Regions from separate parts of the Homo sapiens genome. Here region 2 is linked to region 1. The links are chromatin contacts, found by Hi-C in ENCODE. All regions are on one chromosome and are shown on one strand. The core of a region is the stretch at or near the end of the contact, and the rest is flanking DNA. Distances in the headings are between cores, read along the strand shown. Region 1 overlaps LINC03066 (long intergenic non-protein coding RNA 3066). Region 2 has its middle 61 kb from the start of IRF4.

Evidence for each region. Hi-C counts contacts between places; a loop is a spot of excess contacts on that map. Pooled maps may share reads with other maps.
Region 2: a pooled map shows a loop between it and region 1 (2.3-fold over the local background). The contact joins two enhancer-like sites. A Hi-C loop is called at or near these places in 4 of 168 maps with a recorded cell type or tissue (CD4-positive, alpha-beta memory T cell, CD8-positive, alpha-beta T cell and naive thymus-derived CD4-positive, alpha-beta T cell) and 9 of 50 pooled maps.

Annotation. Positions count from the first base shown.
Region 1 is chr6:187,649-191,843 of GRCh38, forward strand. LINC03066 (long intergenic non-protein coding RNA 3066) reads right to left here. Exons shown (of 8, transcript NR_126020.1): 3 at 1,828-2,001; 4 at 88-258. It overlaps LIRIL2R (lincRNA regulator of IL2RA), which reads left to right. Exons shown (of 2, transcript XR_926349.3): 2 at 1-98. Among named protein-coding and RNA genes, the nearest start is that of LIRIL2R, 9.4 kb to the left of the region's middle. RefSeq lists an enhancer at 1,661-1,720. Within about 2 kb of position 2,168, at least 3 of the 41 ENCODE cell types and tissues checked have a DNase peak (open chromatin) inside an H3K27ac peak, as active enhancers do.
Region 2 is chr6:450,792-455,033 of GRCh38, forward strand. No RefSeq gene overlaps it. Among named protein-coding and RNA genes, the nearest start is that of IRF4, 61 kb to the left of the region's middle. Within about 2 kb of position 2,465, at least 3 of the 41 ENCODE cell types and tissues checked have a DNase peak (open chromatin) inside an H3K27ac peak, as active enhancers do.

The DNA.
Region 1 (4,195 bases), core at 918-3,417:
TGGACAAATTGCTTGTTGAAACTGCTGGGTGTGCCTGTCCGTCAGACACCCGATTTTGCAAGACTGACTGTTTATTAAAAATCTCACTTTCGCTGTTCTCTGGGTCTCTGAGTCCATTCTTCGGGTTTGGATGGGTGAGTTTGTTTCTTACGCCTAGTGAGGGACTGGGCCAGGCAGTCTCTTGAGGTCCTCCCTCTGCTTCTCATAAGACATCTGTTGTATCTCTTCCTCTCCTCATCACACACTTCTGTGACTCCCCTTGAAAGACAAGAGCATGTTCAGTCCCCATCAGACATGGACAGTCAGTGCTTCCTTGCCCCGAATTTCTTCCCCTTGCCCTTGGCCACCCTAGACCCCTGGGCTTTCCCAGTAAGTCACACATCAAAACCTTCCTGCCATGTGTTTATAGGATTTTATATTTTGATTATGGAAGTTAAAAGTGTAGTGATCCAGTTAACATTTTATTTCTTCCAGAAAACTTAAGGCTTTAACTCTGTCAAAATATGTGCATTATGAAAGGTTCATATCCCCCAATATCTGCATCCTTAGAAATAAGAGCTTAGCCACTGTTGTATAGATTAACTTTGGCAGTGCCAGCCCTTTATTTGTATATGGAGCACAGGAGCCTGAATTAGCTGGCATTTTATTTCCTTACTAAGTCAATAAACACTTTTTTTTTTTTGAGACGGGGTCTCACTCTGTCGCCCAGGCTGGAGTGCAGTGGTGCGATCTCGGCTCACTGCAAGCTCCGCCTCCTGGGTTCACGCCATTCTCCTGCCTCAGCCTCCCGAGTAGCTGGGACTACAGGCACCTGCCACTGCGCCCGGCTACTTTTTTTTGTATGTTTTTTTTAGTAGAGATGGGGTTTCACCATATTAGCCAGGATGCTCTTGAACTCCTGACCTCATGATCCGCCCGCCTCGGCCTCCCAAAGTGCTGGGATTACAGGCGTGAGCCACCGCGCTGGGCCTAAACACTTATTTTTTAACACTATTGTCCCAGGCACTGTACTAGGTGCCAAGAAAACAAAAATGAACACAGAAAAAATATATACTCAAGTTATTCATGGTCTAGAGAAAAAGACAGACGTACGTGAATTCTTAGGCAATATGTGCCTGATACATCAACACACATAAGCGTGTGATAAACCACAGGGAGACTTGGGAAGGCTTCACGAAGGAGGGTGCCTGAGAGCTGAGGGCTCCATCCGAATTTCAGCCTCCAGGTGGTTCCCCGACTCCTTTCCCCACAGCTCTGGGCTGGAGTTGACAGATGGGTCGGTCAGCTAGCGTGGGCGAGACCATAGTCTCCACCTCACTGTCCAGTGGCCAGGGACCCGCTAGAGGGAGCCAGATGATTGTGGGAGAAGCAGGCCTTGCCACAGCCTCTTTGGTGTGGTGAGAAAATGTTTCTGTTTTAACAAAGTTGTACCCAACTCCTAAGCGTCACACATATAATCCTGCAGATCCGAATCCTACCAATCAGCAGGCACGGGTTCATCTCTACATCAGCTTCCCTTATTTGATGTACGGATGAACCCCACACTTGCTAATAGTACCTGAGTGTGGGCAACACTTCCAGATCTTTCCATAAAATTCAGCACAAGGGCCCTCATGGGTAAGGTGGCTTCCTCATTTGAATACAGATTCTCACATTGACATGGCCCTACCTCTGAGGATGACTTTTGAAGGACACAACAAGCCTCTGAGGCCTGTCACTGAATTCCTGTTATTTCAGAACACAGGGTTTTTGTGTGTGTCTTCTTCCTCCCCTGCCATGTTTCAGGGAAAGGGAATTCAACGTAAAGGGGCCCTTTGCAAAACATACCTTGCAGATGGACCCATCAGAACTGCCTAGGTCTTCCATTTGGGGGCCGGTTCCCAGGCTGACAGATCTGTGACTCTGTAAATGAGTAAGAACCTGAATGTGTCACAGAAAATTCTTCCTGGTCCATAGACTGAATGAAGCAAATGTGAGGTGTGGTTGATCATCATGAAGTTTCTAAGAGTAAAAGAGAGAAAGCAAAAAAGTACATCTTGTTCTCTTCAGCTCAGTGGCTGGATTTAAATTCAGTCTCCACATAAAACTTCAGAAACGGCCCCTGCCCTAGGACAATGGCCAAAATAACAAATAGCTGAAAATCTCCTTTCACTCTGAAGGCCAGTCCTTTCCCCCTGGGCAGCCCCCTCTCCTTCGGAGTGGGGAGGCAAACCTCCCGGTTGGACTGGAACTCCCGGGGCGTTCAACAGCAACGGGGCGGCCTGCTCCCACTTGCTTTGTCCCCAGGGTTTCAACCCTCTCAACAGTTTCTTCTCGTTGCTTCTGTGACTGTTTTTTTTGTTTTTTTTTCTGCCCTGTCCTACCTCTGTGACTGTTTTCTGCCACCTTTGTTAATCCTTCCCCTTGCCAGCTCCAATTTTAAGTGTCCCCTGAGACTGGTAACTCACTGCTTTGTGCCAGGAGGTTCCTTGGCTCCAATCAGGGGTTCCTGACAACTCCCACATTCCAAGCTGGACCCCTCCTCAGCAGGTCCCACCCCACACAAGCTCTCTTCTTCAAACCGGCTGGCTTCCCCAGCCCCTAGCCCTCTGAGGCCATCACCCTTTCATAGGCATCTGTGTGTGTTTGTCAGAGCTGTAAAGAACCACAAACCAGGGGGCCTAAGATCTCGGAAACTTTATACTTTCACGGTTCTGGAGGCAAGAAGTTTGCGAGCAAGGTGCTGGCGGAGTTGGAGCCTCTGAGGGCTTCTAGTGGTTTGCTAGCCATCTTTGTGTTTGCCATCTCTGCCTTCATCTTCACATGTTCTCCGTGTGTGTCCATGTCTCCAAATTTCTCCTTTCCGTAAGGACACCAGTCATATTGGATTAAGGCCCACCCTAACGCTTCATTTTTACTTGATTACTTCTGTAAAGACACTGTCTCCAAATAAGGTCACATTTTCAAGAACTGCTTTGAACTTCAACATAGAAACTTTCTTTTTCGAGGAAAAGAGAATCAGGATTCAACCCAGAACAACACCCAAGCAAGAAGCCTGAGACAGAGCTTTGTGTCTTCCTGCTCCCTAATGCCAGCCTTAGCCAAGCCTCCCTGTATCTCCCACGCCCACTCCCCAGCCTGCACCTTCACCTCCAGGGGGCCTCTGTCTACTGACCTGTCTTTCCCCAGCCAATCCTCTGCAAAGTGCTGCAGTCCCCAAACCATAAAGAACCAGTTTTGTTACATTGCTATGGTTGCTCAAGGACAGACATTGGCTCCCTAGCACTGTGGAAGGCAAGTCAGAAGCCTCTGCCTCCCCTGAACCCCTCCCGTCCTACCTGGGAGGGAACCACACTCAGGAGCTAGACAGTTCTCAGGAGCCTCATGGCAACTGCTCACATCTGAGTCCCAGCTGGAGTTCAACCTAAGTCTCCCTTCTTCAGTGACACCCTCCTGATGCTTAACTGTGCTTTCTTAGAGCTTTACCAGCGCTGCAACAGAGGCCTGATAGCTCTGTGCTTAGTGATTTTGCTGTCTCGTGCCTCGGGGCTGTGACTGGGCTTCCCTGTGTCCTGGTCCTCGCCCAGCACACGACTGAGATGGACAGGAGGTTAATACATGAGCGTTGAATCAGCGGAAGATCTGGGGACCAACTCAATGATTACAGAGTGAATGATGGTGCCAAGGCCAGGGCTCTGAACCCGCAGGGAACTTGCTCACTGTTTGTTTGTGTGGCTGCACCCTGCCTCCCCCTTCCTTGGGGGTCTGAGATGCCACAATCACCTTCTCTGGTTCACTAGAACAGAAAAGGGGCCCAGAAGCCCCCATGACATCACACACCCCCCTCATGCCCTGAGGCCCAAAGTTCTTTTCAGAGAAGTGTTGTGTTGTTGAGCTCCACCTCCACAGGAGTGATTGAGCTCTTCAGGGAGGGCTGGGGGCAGCCATCAGGTGCCTGGGTGTGTTTGGTCATGATCCCTGGATAGGGACCCACCTGTGCCTCCCCACCCAACAAGGGAATGATTCATTGTCTCAAAGTGCCGCGGGAGGGCAAGGACTTAGCCCCAGCCAGAGTGCAGTGTGGTGTGAAAACTGGCTCAGGAGCACCATAACCTATGAGCTTCCTGATTTCCTTTAGCAATGGAAGGTCATTGGCCAAAGGGTGACCTCAAGGTCAGAGGTTGTTGTCTGTACAAGTACCGTCTGCAGCAGCCTC
Region 2 (4,242 bases), core at 1,215-3,714, 260 kb after region 1:
CTGGGATTGTAAGCACACCAATCAGCACCCTGTCAAAACGGACCAATCAGCTCTCTGTAAAACAGACCAATCGGCTCTCTGTAAAATGGACCAATCAGCAGGATGTGGGTGGGGGGGCCAGATAAGAGAATAAAAGCGGGCTGCCCGGGCCAACGGTAGTAACGTGCTCTGGTCTATTTCTATGCTGTTGAAACTTTGTTTTTTTTTTTTTTTTTTTTTTTTTTTTTTTTTTTTTTGCTTTTTGCCAAAAATTTTATTGTTTAGTGTTTGGGTCCATACTGCTTTTATGAGTTGTAATACTCACCCCAAAGGTTTGCAGCTTCGTATTTGAAGCTAGAGGCCCCGGATGTATTGGCAGGAACAAACAACTCCAGGTGTGTTGCCTTAAGAACTCTAACACTCACCACGGAGGTTTGTAGCTTCACTCGTGAACCAGCGATACCATGAACCCCCCAGAAGGCAGAAATTGCTAACATATCTGCATATAGGAAGGAACAAACGGGGCGCGCTCCCGCACACGCCGCCTTTAAGAAGCTGCACCATTCTCTGCAAGGGTCCACTGCTTTATTCTGTGAGTAAGACTAAGAACCCAGTAATGGCGGACACGTGGGGATTCAGAGGAGCGCAGGACGGATTCTGAATGCTGTTGCTCGGGAAGCTGAAGATGTGCACACAGGGCTTCTCCGCAGTAAGGGGCTTGGTCCCTGAACCATGCTCCGTTTCTTAACTGTTCCCAGGACCCAGCGTCTGTTCACCCCATGGGGCCACGCCATTCCAGGAGCCACAGGAAGCCAGCACTGCTAGGTTGACCTCAGTCCTTTAGCCAGGACACAGCTGTGGGCACTATGCGGTTGCCGCTGGGTTCAAGGTAGGACCTTCTTCACGTATAAAGGGAGAAAAAGTGAAGGAATGGTTCCTTTTTCCAACTACTGATTTCTCCTCTGCTTGTGGTAGCTGTGTGGGGATAGTAAGGGGATCGTTTTAAGAAAAACCTACAAGGTGGGCATGGCAGTGTTCTGGGTCCCTGATGTCACTGGGTCGCTTGTAATCAATCTCCAGCCTTCAGCCTGGGGCTGAAGTAATAAGAAATGCCACCGCTTCTCTGACATATCCATGTCTGAGGTTTTGATTTGCTTTTGGCAAACAGGCACAGAAGTTTTAAGTTCAGCCTAGGAAAGTCTCTGCTTGTTCCAGAGTGTTCCAGAGTCAGTTCCAGGTAGTAGTAGGGTAAACAGGCTTGGGGGTGTGCGGACGAGGCCAGGAGCCAAGATGTCATTCGGGGATGGCCAAGCTGTAGGCGCAAGGCAGCCCTGACTATGGGGCTGGAGTGCGTCCGTGATGAGGTGGTGTGCCTGGCAACTTGCAGGTGCTTTTGGGAGGACCTGGGGCAAATTCTTTAGTTCTTCCATGGCTGTTTCCACAAATGTGAAATGGCGATAATAGAGCCCACCTCAGATTAAATAGATTCCCATGTGTAAGGCAGTCATGGTGCTGGGTGTCAAATGTGCTACATTATAACTGACCTGTGGCCATTTCTTTTTTTTCTTGAAAGAAATTAAAAATAGCTATAATTTAATGAACACATGAATGGTTGGGCATTACACAATATGCTGGATAAATGTTGCTTAAATTCACCCAGCTTGGTCTCACTTTCTGAGGCTTCCTACCATTTTTGAACTATCCCAAATGCCTTTGTCCTGAGCCAGTTTCCCCAGAGACTCGAAGCATCTGACACTAAAAGTCATGTAGCTCAGCTTCAATGAATGCACAAATGCGCCAGCCAGCATCCCAGGAGATGACTGCTACAGCCAGGGCTGAACACCTAGTGGGCCTCCCATCCTGGAATGGGAAGGGCCAGGGGAAAGGACTCTGAGAACACAGGGGGCTACTGCGTTACGAAGCAAAACCTTTAGTGGAAGGGATGGCAGTGCTACCAATGGAACTGAGCAGTGTGTCTGCTCCAGCATGGAGTGCCCCCCTCCCCTCCTTGGGTGCACCTGCGTGTGTCCTCCTTGTCTCTCCATGTGGTTGACCTGGGGAGAAGAACCTACAGCTGCTCTCGGCACGACTCCAGGGGAGCTGGGAGACAGACACACAAGCTCACTCAAGGAAACAGCAGGAAGCCATAGCCTGCTACGGTGAAAGTCCATGTGGGGTCCTGGCCAGATCCCAGGGACCTGGGGATGTTGGCAAGGCAAGGGTGCCTTTTTCTGAGCAGTGCTTTTGGTGAACTTAGCATCCTCATCACCTGGGTCCCTTGTCAGTTACAATTAACGTGTGCGATCTGGATTTCCAATAACTCCCAGCATTTCTGCAGTCGTTACTGGTCTGCTAAGAAATCTCTGAGGACTCTCTGTGGCTCACTGAATTAAATGCAGCTTTTGATGGGATTTTGGAACTGGTGACACAGCTGCCTCTGGCAAGGATCAGACACACGGCCAGCTGCCCTTTGCACACAGAGCCCTGAGCCACGGTCTGCGTGTGAGCCTGACTCGTTTCTGGCACAGACTCACCCTGTGATGCTCCGGGGGCCAGCTGGGAATGCCGCTGCTGCCTCTTTCAGGAGGCCAGCCCCCAGCGCTGCCTCCACGGGCCAGTAGGGCAGGGACGCTGATGAGTGCCCGTTCTTGCTTCTCAAGCTCTTAAGGCAACAATTCCATTACCATCGCTAGTTCTCGCTCCAGCACAGGGAGGACGGAATGGCTCTGCCTGTCATCAGATGAGGGGAGTCCACTCAGGGCTGTTAGTCCTTTAGCAAAGGCCACAGATGGGTGAGCAGCAGAAACGACATGGGAGCTGAGGCCGGGACCCACAGCCAACGTGCTTTTGCTCCATCAATTGAGATGATCAGTTTTTCTTTTTTAAAAAAATCTTTTCAGAAGATGAATTACATTCGTTAATTTTCAAACGTTGAACCAACCTTTCACTTCTGGGGTAAGCCACACTTGGTCATGCTTTTTACCCTTTTTGTGTATCGCTGGATTCTGCTTGGCAACATTGTATCAAACCCTTACCATCTATGTTCATCAGTGTCACTGGTCAGTAGTTTGCTTTTCTCATAATGTCTGTATCTGGTTTTGGCATTAGGGAAACGCAGGAATTAGAAAAAGAATTGGAAAGAGTTTGCTCCTATATGCTAAGAGAGTCCTATATTGTAAAATAATTATTCTTTAAATATTTAGTAGAATTCAGTAGTGAAGACATCTAGGCCTGGAGCTTTTGTTTTGAGAAGATTTTAAACTGTGAAGTCAGTTTCTTCAATACAAAAATATTTGGGTTATCTAAATCTTCCTGAGTGAGCTTTGGTAGTTTGTATTTGCAAGTTTGTCCATTTCATCCATGATACCAAATTTCTTGGCATAGTGTTGTTCATAACACCCTCATAATGTCGGTAGGCTTTCAGCCCAGATATCAGCAACTTGTGTCTTTTTTTTTTCTACATCACTCTAAGGATTTATCAATTTTATTGATTTTTTTCAAAGAATTTGATTTTGGTTTTATAGATTCTTTTTCTTTGGCTTTTCTCGTTTTCAGTTTGATTCCTTTCTGCTCTCATACTATTTCCTTCCTTGCACTTACTCTGGATTTAATTTGTTCTCCTTGTCCTCTTTTCTTAAGGTGGAAGGTTCGTGTGTTGATTGGAGACTTTTTTTGTTTTCTAGTGAAAGCATTTAATGACGTTCATTTTCCTTTCAGCACTGCCTTAGATTGCCCCATAATTTTTGATACATTGTATTATCTCATTCATTTCAAAATATTTTCTAAGTTATCTTGTGATTTCTTTTTTGACCCATGGGATATTTAGAAGTGTGTTTAATTTCCAAATACTTGGGAATTTTCCAGATAACTTTCTGTTTGTTATTTCTACTTTAATTCTGTTGTAGCCAGAGAACATACTTTATATGAGTTCGGTTCTTTTAAAGTTGGGTAAGATTTATTTAATAGATGAGCAAATGTTTTATGGTCTATCTTGGTGAATGTTCCATGTGCATTTGAAAATAATGTGAATTATGCCATGTGGCAGAGCATATACATGTCAATTAAGTGAAGCTGGTTGATAGTATCACTCAGCTTTTCTATGCAGTAAGTCCTCAATGTCCTTGATAGGTTCTTGGAAATTGTAAGTGAAACAACATATAATGAAACCAGTTGGATCCCAGGCTAATTGATATAAACAAGGGTTAAGTTCCTATGGCATATTCCTGGTCACAAAAACAGCACCAAATTTCTACATAAAGACCC